Regions from separate parts of the Homo sapiens genome. Here region 1 is linked to region 2. A link is an interaction called in ENCODE POLR2A ChIA-PET data of the cell type or tissue named here. Cell type or tissue: A673. All regions are shown on one strand.

Region 1 (5,000 bases), 210 kb after region 2:
AAAATACAAAAAATTAGCTGGGCGTGGTGGCACGCACCTTTAGTCCCAGCTACTCAGGAGGTTGAAGCAGGAGAATCGCTTGAACCCCGGAGGCAGAGGTTGCAGTGAGCCGAGATTGCGCCACTGCACTCCAGCCTGGGTGACAGAGCAAGACTCCGCCTCAAAATAATAATAATAATAAGCCTCTGACGGACCAGGCACTTTGGGAGTGGCTCATGCCTGTAATTCCAGCACTTAGGGAGGCCAAGGCAGGTGGATAACATGAAGTCAGGAGTTCAAGTCCGGGCTGACCAACATGCAGAAACCCCATCTCTACTAAAAATATAAAATTAGCCAGGTGTGGTGGCGCATGCCTATAATCCCAGCAACTAGGGAGGCTGAGGCAGGAGGATCGCTTGAACCTGGGAGGCGGAGGTTGCAGTGAGCAGAGATCGTGCCATTGCACTCCAGCCTGGGCAACAAGAGTGAAACTCTGTCTCAAAAAAAAAAAAAATTGATGAAGCATCTGGGCGCAGTGGTTCACGCCTGTAATCCCAGCACTTTGGGAGGCCAAGGCGGGTGGATCACCTGAGGTTGGGAGTTCGAGACCAGCCTGGCCAACATGGTGAAACCCTGTCTCTACTGAAAATACAAAAGTTAGCCTGGTGTGGTGGCACACACCTGTAGTCCCATCTTCTTGGGAGGCTGAGGCGGGTGGATCACGAGGTCAGAAGATCGAGACCATCCTGGCTAACATGGTGAAACCCCATCTCTACTAAAAATACAAAAAATTATCTGGGCGTGGTGGCGTGCGCCTGTAGTCCCAGCTACTCAGGAGGTTGAGGCAGGAGAATCGCTTGAACCCAGGAGGCAGAGGTTGCAGTGAGCCGAGATTGCGCCACTGCACTCCAGCCTGGGTGACAGAGCAAGACTCCACCTCAAAGTAATAATAATAAGCCTCTGACGGACCAGGCACGGTGGCTCATGCCTGTAATCCCAGCACTTTGGGAGGCCGAGGCAGGCAGAGTACCTCAGTTCGGGAGTTCGAGACCAGCCTGGCCAACATGGTGAAACACTGAAAATACAAAAGTTAGCCTGGTGTGGTGACACACACCTGTAGTCCCAGCTTCTTGGGAGGCTGAGGCAGGAGAATCGTTTGAACCCAGGAGGCAGAGATTGCAGTGAGACGAAATCGCCCCACTGCACTCCAGCCTGGGCGACAGAGCAAGACTCTGTCTCAAAAAAAAAGAAAGAAAATTGATGAAGGAGACCAGGTACAGTGGCTCACACCTGTAATCCCAGCACTTTGGGAGGCTGAGGCAGGAGGATTGATTGAGGCCAGGAGTGTGAGACCAGCCTGGGCAACATAGTGAGACCCTGTCTCTGCAAATAATTTAAAAGTTAGCTTTGTGAAGTGCACCTGTAGTCCCAGCTACTTGGGAAGCTGAGGTGGGAGGATCACTTGAGCCCAGGAGGTCGACATTGCAGTGAGGTGTGATTGCATCACTGCACTCCAGCCTGGGCAACAGAGCGAGACCCTGTATCTAAGGAAAAAAAAAAAAAAACGATGAAGGAATGAAAAGATACCCTAAAGCAAGTAATTTTCCTCTCCTGGCCCCAGCTTTCTTATCTGTGAAATGGGGATGATTGTGCCAACCTCACCACGTCACAAGGATGAATAAGGATGTTTAAAAAGAAGAGGCAGGTCATGTGCAACAACATGGATGGAACTGGAATTATAAGTGAAAAAAGCCAGGCACAGAAAGACAAACTTTTTACATTCTCACTTACTTATGGGAGCTAACAATTAAAACAATTGAACTCATGGAGATAGAGTAGAATGATGGTGACCAGAGGCTGGGAAGGGTAGTGGTGGGGGGAAGTGGGTATGGCTAATGAGTACAAAAACATAGTTTTTATTTTTATTTTATTTTTATTTATTTGTTTTTTGAGATGGAGTCTCGCTCTATCGCCCAGGCTGGAGTGCGGTGGCACGGTGTCAGCTCGCTGCAGCCTCTGCCTCCCAGGTTCCAGTGATTCTCCTGCCTCAGACTCCGCGGTAGCTGGGATTACAGGTACATGCCACCATGTCCAGCTAATTTTTGTGTTTTTAGTAGAGACAGGGTTTCACCAATGTTGGCCAGGCTGGTCTCGAACTCCTGACTTCAGGTGATCCGCCCACCTCGGCACTCAGAGTGCTGGGATTACAGGCGTGAGCCACCACATCCAGCCAAAAATGCAGTTAAATAGAATGAATAAGATTTAACATTTGATAGCACAACAGGGTGACTACAGTCAACAGTAATTTATTGTACATTTAGAAATAAAAACGTATAACTGGATTGTTTGTAATACAAATAAAATATAAATGTCTGAGGTAATGGATATTCCCCACCCCCCACAAAATAAAACAGGTGAATTTTTATGGGTTTAAAAAAAAAAAGAGGCAGGACCAAGTGCACAGGAAGACCCCTCAGCCCCCTCTCCATGGGGAGGAAGCTAAGAAACTCATTCTGAAAACCTTCTAAGAACCCTAGGAGGGAGGGATTATCAGTCTCATGTTACTGACTGAGGAGGAAACCAAGGCTCAAGGAGGCCAAGTAACTAGCTCAAGGTCACAAAAGAGAGTTAAGTGACTATGCTTTTTTCTTTTTTTATGAGACGGAGTGTTGCTCTGCCACCCAAGTTAGAGGGCTGGAGTGCAGTGGCGGGATCGTGGCTCGCTGCAACCTCTGCCTCCTGGGCTCAAGCAATTCTCATGCTTCAGCCTCCTAAGTGCTGGGATTACAGGCATGAGCCACCACACCCAGCTAATTTTTGTATTTTTAGTATAGACAGGGTTTCGCCGTGTTGGCCATACTGGTCTCGAACTCCCAACCTCAAGTGAACTGCCTGCCTAGGCCTCCGAAAGTGCTGGGATTACAGGCGTGAGCCACTGCACCCAGCAAAGTGGCTGTGCTTTTTGCTACAGCACAATGATACCCACTAAGCCCTACACCTGCTGAGATTCGGCCTAACATAAACAGTGTCTCTTCCATGAAGCCTTCCCTAATTGCTCCCAGGACATTCCCTGCCTAGCAGTTCCCATCATAGGTTAGGTTACCAGGAGGCAGATTCTGAGATGGAGATGAGTGTGCAGATGTTTATTAGGGGATATTCTTGAAATGGATACCTGTTTGGGGAAGAAAAGGAAGCAGGATTGGGCAAGGGGATAACTTGGCTATGATGTCACAACAGTGTCCTCAATGAAGCCCACAGAGACTGATAAAGTTGGTTTTGACTTTCAGAGTTGTCCAGAGCTGGGGCAAGAGGGAGTCCTTTAAGGCCCCCCAGGAGATGAACTTTGGATACAAGCTGCCCTGAAGGGAGGGCCTTTCCCAGAGAGTGGGGCAAGCTGAAGTCCATCATCCAGTGGCACTCCAGCAGCTGGGGAGAGGGTTGATGGGTTCCCCAGCCAGAAAGGGGGATCTTGGTGGCTCATCACAGTGGCCACTGTGTGCCCAACATAGTTGCTACACATTCATGTTCATCCCAGCCTCCAACATCCATTTTTCAGCCCCTGGGCCTGGTCGGGGGGGCATTGGCCAGCAACCCTGGGTTTGACGTCACATATTAATCCCATGCCCAGAATCATTTTAGCCTGAGGACATAAGAAGCCTCCAAGCCAAGCTCCCCCTGGAATTCCCCGCACCTGCCTTTGCCCATGCATCAGCTTCCTGACGCTGGCTTCTCAGTGTCTGAGCCCAGGAATGCTGCCAGAGTGGCCACATCGCAGCCAAGAAAAAGGGAGTGGGAATGAGAGCTTTTGTCATTCAATTCACAGCGCGGCAGGCTCTGGGTGAGCACATCCTGTCCACTGTCTCATTTGTGGTCACCACCTCCCTTCAAGGTGGGATCTTTTATGAGCCCCATCGATAGATAGGGACACTGAGGCTCAAGGACAGGAAGTTGCACATCTGGTCTCTCAGGCCTTTCTTTTCTTTTCTTTTTTTTTTTTGAAACAGAGTCTCACTCTGTTGCCCAGGCTGGAGTGCAGTGGCGCAGTCTTGGCTCACTGCAATCTCTGCCTCCCAGGTTCAAGCAATTCTCCTGCCTTAGCCTCTGGAGTAACTGGGATTACAGGCATGCACCACCACGCCTGGCTAATTTTTGTATTTTTAGTAGAGACAGGGTTTCACCATGTTGGCCAGGCTGGTCTCGAACCCCTGACCTCAGGTGATCCACTGTCCTTGGCCTCCAAAAATGCTAGGATTACAGGCGTGAGCCACCATGCCTGGCCATCAGAACTTTCTTTTCTGTAGAAAGCCTCGACTCCAAAATCCAGGAAGCATGACTGTGTCAGGATACTGTTTATATGAACCCTTCTGTCATTTGTCCTCCAGAGAGATATTAACACTCCCCATCCCACCAGGTGGGCTAAGGCTGGGACTGCTTTAACCCTTTCTCTCCTAGAGTCAACACTGGCATGGGCCTGAGTGCTGCTTCCTGCTGGGGGACCTGGGGATTTGGGTCTTGTGGATGAGCCGGACACCCCCCCAGCCCTCTTCTAGCTTGATGTCCCCCTGCTGCAGGGCCTGCTGGATAGCATCAGCGAGGGTGTCAAAGGCCAGGTCCACATTGCAGTTGTTTTTAACCGAGGTCTCCACGAAGGCCATGCCCAGGGAGGCAGCTAGCTCCTCGGCCTCCTGGGCTGAGACACAGCGGGTGCTCTGCAGGTCACTCTTGTGGCCAACCAGCAGGAAGATGACCTTGTCCGGGCCCTGAGTGGCCATGACCTCCTGGTGCCAGTCTTGGATGTGTTCAAAGGACTTCCTGTTTGTCACATCAAAGACCAGCAGGACACCCACCACATTCCGGTAAAAGGACCTGGTGATGCACCTGGGGAGGCAGGGAGGTGGAAAGGTAAGCTGGGAGAGGCTGATGCCTCCATGACACCCCCAGAGGCAGGACCTCCTCCCCCTGGGATCCACAGAATGCCTCACACCCCAACAGGGCTCACTTCACACGGCCCCGTGGTTCTC
Region 2 (5,000 bases):
TCCGAACTGGTCTCCCTCCTTAAAGGGACCAGGTCTGATTGACCCCTGCATCCAGGAGAGGGCTGGGGTCACAGCAGGTGCTCAAGAAATACTTTTTGGATAATAAAGATCCCAAAGGGAACTGGAGTGGAACAATATTAGGGGTTCTGAGCTCTAGGCTCTGGGGCAATGCTCTTGGATCTGTGTGTGGCTGGACAAGGAGCTCTCCCTCATCTCACCCTCTAGCTTGAATCATCCATATATGTGCAAGGCTCCTACCCTTTCCCAGAAAAAAGCAAAGCCAGAATTCCCAAGCTCACCCTCTTCTCCATTTTCTCCACCCCACTTAGCTGCTGTCCAGCCACTTCTACCAACTACAGCAAGCCCCCCACCCCAGGGCTTTCCCACTCAACCACCTAAGGACTTATCAGAAAGATTTTTGCTGTGGTCACCTGCTGCCAAAACTCTCTCCCTTTCCCAAAGGGCCTGGTACTCAGAAACTTTTCTAGTGCCAGCAGAGAGAAATTGGGATAGGAAGAAGGAGGGCTACTTTATTGGAATTCTGGTCCCCTCCCTAACCCTCCAAGCCAAGTTTTTTCCTACCTCAGGACATTTGTACATGCTATTCCTTCCACTCGGAAGGCTGGGCCAATACCCCAGCCTAAGCGTTATTTACCCCTCAAATTTCAGCTTAAATATCACTTCCTTTGTGAAACCTTCCCTGATCCCCACCCCACCTCCAACTAGCCCAGCTCTCCTTATTATGCAGTAGCATCACGTACTTCTTCTTTACATATTAATAGTTTCCCATGTATTTATTGTGTAATCATTGGATTTTTTGTGCATCACCTTCACACAAAAAAGTATTGTGTAAAACTAACCATTGAATACTATGCTCAGTAACTTAGTTGACAGGATAATTCATACCCCAAACCTCAGCATCACAAAATATACCCAGGTGGCAAATCTGCACATGGATCCCTTGGATCTACAAGAAAAATTGAAAAAGGCTGGGCACGGTGGCACACACTTGTAATCCGAACATTTTGAGAGGCTGAGGCAGACAGATCACTTGAGCCTAGGAGTTCGAAACCAGCGTGGGCAACATGGCAAAACCCTGTCTCTACAAAAAAAAAAAAAAAAAAAAAAAAAAAATTAGCCAGGAATGGTAATGTGTGTCTCTAGTTGCAGCTACTTGGGAGGCTGAGGTGGGAGGATCATTTGAGCTGGGAAAATAGAGGCTGCAGTGAGTCGAGATCTTGCCCCTGCACTCCAGCCTGGATGACAGCAAGACCCTGTCTCAAAATAATAATAATAATAATAAGTTGAAAAAAACATAAAAAGATCTTGTGTGTTTCTGTGCCCTCCAGCTTAGTGCAAGCCCTGACACACAGGTGCTTACTTGATGAGTGACTGAATAAAGAAGCTCAGTTCCAACTTTGGTTACTTCGTAATTTTTTTTTTTTTTAAAGAAGCTCACAATCAAGAAGTTGTGAAAGAGGGCTGGGTGTGGTGGCTCATGCCTGTAATCCCAGCACTTTGGGAGGCCAAGGAGGGCGGATCACCTGAGGTCAGGAGTTCGAGACCAGCCTGAACAACATGGTGAAACACCGTCTCTACTAAAAATACCAAAAAAAAAAAAAAAAAAAAAATAGCTGGGCATGATGTTGGGCGCCTGTAATCCCAGCTACTTGGGAGGCTGAGGCAGGAGAATCGTTTGAATCTGGGAGGCAGAGGTTGCAGTGAGCTGAGATGGCACCATTGCACTCCAGCCTGGGTGAAAAGAGCAGAAGTCCATCTCAAAAAAAAAAAAGAAGTTGCAAAAGATATGTAAATGACCAAGTACATGAGTGAAATAATTGCTAAGAAAACATACATGTTGGCTGGGCTCCGTGGCTCACATCTGTAATCCCAGCACTTTGGGAGGCCGAGGAGGGCAAATCACCTGAGGTCAGGAGTTCAAGGCCAGCCTGGCTAACACAGCAAAACCCCGTTTCTACTAAAAATACAAAAAATTAGCCAGGCTTGGTGGCACACACCTGTAATCCTAGCTACTCAGGAAGCTGAGGCAGAAGAAATGCTTGAATCTGGGAGGCAGAGGTTGCAGTGAGCCGAGATTGTGCCTTTGCACTCTATCCTGGGCAACAGAGCGAGACTGTCTCAAAAAAAAAAAAAAAAAAAAGAAAAGAAAAGAAAAGAAAACATACATGCCTAGTGCAAGTGAATTTCCCCATTCTGGACATTGGAGGAACAAATGAAAATTCAAAGGCTTCTAGAGGGTTTTCCACAATGACCTTCTAAAATGAAAACTTGGAAATGATCAATTTATTTTATTTTTATTTTTTTGAGGTGGGGGACGGAGTCTTGTTCTGTTGCCAGGCTGGAGTGCAGTGGCACGATCTCAGCTCACTGCAACCTCTGCCTCCAGGGTTCAAGCAATTCTCCTGCCTCAGCCTCCAGAGTAGCTGGGACTACAGGTGCGCAACACCACACCTGGCTAATTTTTGTATTTTTAGTAGAGACGGGGTTTCACCACATTGGCCAAGATGGTCTCCATCTCTTGACCTCCTGATCTGCCCGCCTCGGCCTCCCAAAGTGCTGGGATTTCAGATGTGAGCCACCGCACCTGGCTTTTTTTTTTTTTTTTTTTTTTTTTGTAGAGATGGTGTCTCACTATGTCGCCCAGGCTGGTCTCGAACTCCTGGGCTCGAATTCCTGGGCTCAAGCCTCCCAAAGTGCTGGAATTATAGGCATGAGCCACTGCACCTGGACTTCTAGTCTACTTATCTTTAAAAGGCAGTCTCATTTCTGTGGTCACAAATTCATATAACAACGCTGTTGGCTTCCATTTATGGAGAGCATGTTCTATGGCAGGCACTGGGCCAAATGCTATGTGGATTATCTCATTTAATCCCCAAGCAGTCCTATAAGCATATAGAGTTATTATTATTCCATTTTGCAGAGGTTAGGTTACCTACCCAAGCCAGAACTGAGATGCCAAGCCAGATCTGTGTGACTCCAAACCCCAGTCTCCTGACTACTAGACTATGATGCCTCCCAGAACAAAGACTAGAAAGTCACCCAGAAAAACATACTCCGTCTGCCTCTGTTCAGCAGAGTTTCCCCACCACCCCGGTGTAGGGCAATGACTCACTTGGAGCTTGGGAGATTCTTTATTATTATTATTATTATTATTATTATTATTATTATTATTATTATTGAGATGGAGTCTTGCTCTTGTTGCCCATGCTGGAGTGCAATGGCACAATCTCGGCTCACTGCAACCTCCGCCTCCCGGGTTCAAGCGATTCTCCTGCCTCAGCCTCCCGAGTAGCTGGGATCACAGGCATGTGCCACCACACCTGGCTAATTTTGTATTTTTAGTAGGGATGGGGTTTCTTCATGTGGTCAGGCTGGTCTCGAACTCCTGACCTCAGGTGATCCGCCCGCCTTGGCCTCCCAAAGTGCTGGGATTACAGGTGTGAGCCACTGTGCCCGGCCACTTGGGAGATTCTTGAGTTCATCCCCACTGTTGGGGGGAACCAGGGTAGACACAGTCCTTCACACCTGGGTCACAGAGGAGTTTGAGCTGTATTTGGAGCTTGTTCATATCCTGACCTCAAGGTGGGAGAAATGAAGAGAAAAATGGATGGGAAATCCTGGGCTAACCCAGGGCATCAGAAGGCGTCAGCAGGAGAGAAACAGAAATCACTGAAGGAGTCAGAGCAGAAAGGAACTCCCTGGGGAAGCTATTAACAATTTAGTATGTGGGAATGTGGCTCCCACCTGCCAAAGAGACAGAGCTGCCTGATGGAAGATACAGCGGCTGCCTCCCAGTGAGCAGGCAGCTCCCCTGGGTTGCCTCTCAGTCTGGCTCCATCAGCAAGCTCCAGGAGGGGGAGGATAGTAAAAATAACTATAAAATAATGCAAAGGACTTTTGACTTTCCAAAGTACTTCCAGGCCGGGAGCAGTGGCTCACGCCTGTCATCCCAGCACTTTGGGAGGCCGAGGCGCATGGATCACTTGAGGTCAAGAGTTCAAGACCAGCCTGGTCAACATGGTGAAACCCCATCTCTACTAAAAATACAAAACTTAGCCAGGTTTGGTGGTGGGCGCCTGTAATCCCAGCTACTCAGGAGGCTGAGGCAGGAGAATCACTAGAACCTGGGAGGCGGAGGTTGCAGCAAGCCGAGATCGCGCCATTGCACTCCAGCCTGGGCGACAGAGCAAGACTCCACCTCAAAATAAAAATAAACAAACAAACAAACAAAGCACTTCCAGATTGATGACTTCATCTTGACACCAGCCTGATACACGGGGAAGTTAGGCTTCATTATCTTCATTTGCTAGCTAGGAAGACAGACATCTAGAGAGCCTGATACACGGCAAATTGGCGAAAGAAATAGGATTGGCACTATCCATGTAGTTGCTCAAGCTAGAAACCTGAGAATCATTCTTGACTCCTCTCTGTCTCTTTCCACCACTTCTAAGCAATCACCAGGTCCTGTCCATCCTTCCTTTATAATCCCTGAATCCCGCCATTGTTCCTTATTCTTATTACCAATGTCCTCCTAGTCTGACAAACCACCATTTCTTCTTTTTTTTTTTTTTCTTGAGATGGAGTCTCGTTCTGTTGCCCAGGCTGGAGTGCCGTGGTGTGATCTCAGCTCACTGCAACCTCTGCCTCCCGATTTCAAGCAATTCTCCTACCTCAGCACCCCGAGTAGCTGGGACTACAGGGACGTGCTACCATGCCCTGCTAATTTTTGTATTTTTGGTAGACACAGGGTTTCACTATGTTGGCCAGGCTGGTCTCGAACTCCTGACCCCGGGTGATCCGCCCACCTTGGCCTCCCAAAGTGCTGGAGTTATAGGCACCATTTCTTGCTCAACTACTGAAATAGCCTCTGAAATGACCTCCCTGCACCCAGGCTTGCTGCCTTCAAGCAGTAACATGGCTCCAGGGTGCTTCACACCTCCACCTCTCTCTACCTCACCAGCCCCTTGTACCACCTTACA

Evidence for each region. Peaks named below come from ENCODE experiments on the same cell type or tissue, not always from the same donor. Only the 100,000 strongest peaks of a DNase experiment are listed, where the experiment ranks them.
Region 1: POLR2A ChIA-PET joins it to region 2 with 6 read pairs; 5 of 35 experiments call an interaction of 5 or more read pairs at or near these places.

The regions. Positions count from the first base shown.
Region 1 is chr1:28,593,551-28,598,550 of GRCh38, reverse strand. RAB42 (RAB42, member RAS oncogene family) reads right to left here. Exons shown (of 2, transcript NM_001193532.3): 2 at 3,102-4,857. The coding sequence ends at 4,434. Among named protein-coding and RNA genes, the nearest start is that of RAB42, 3.8 kb to the right of the region's middle. RefSeq lists an enhancer at 4,558-5,000. In A673, no CTCF peak of the experiment used is centred here; a DNase peak (open chromatin) is centred at 2,530; H3K27ac peaks cover 788 bases.
Region 2 is chr1:28,806,020-28,811,019 of GRCh38, reverse strand. No RefSeq gene overlaps it. Among named protein-coding and RNA genes, the nearest start is that of OPRD1, 3.6 kb to the left of the region's middle. RefSeq lists an enhancer at 3,465-3,972. In A673, no CTCF peak of the experiment used is centred here; no DNase peak of the experiment used is centred here; H3K27me3 peaks cover 903 bases.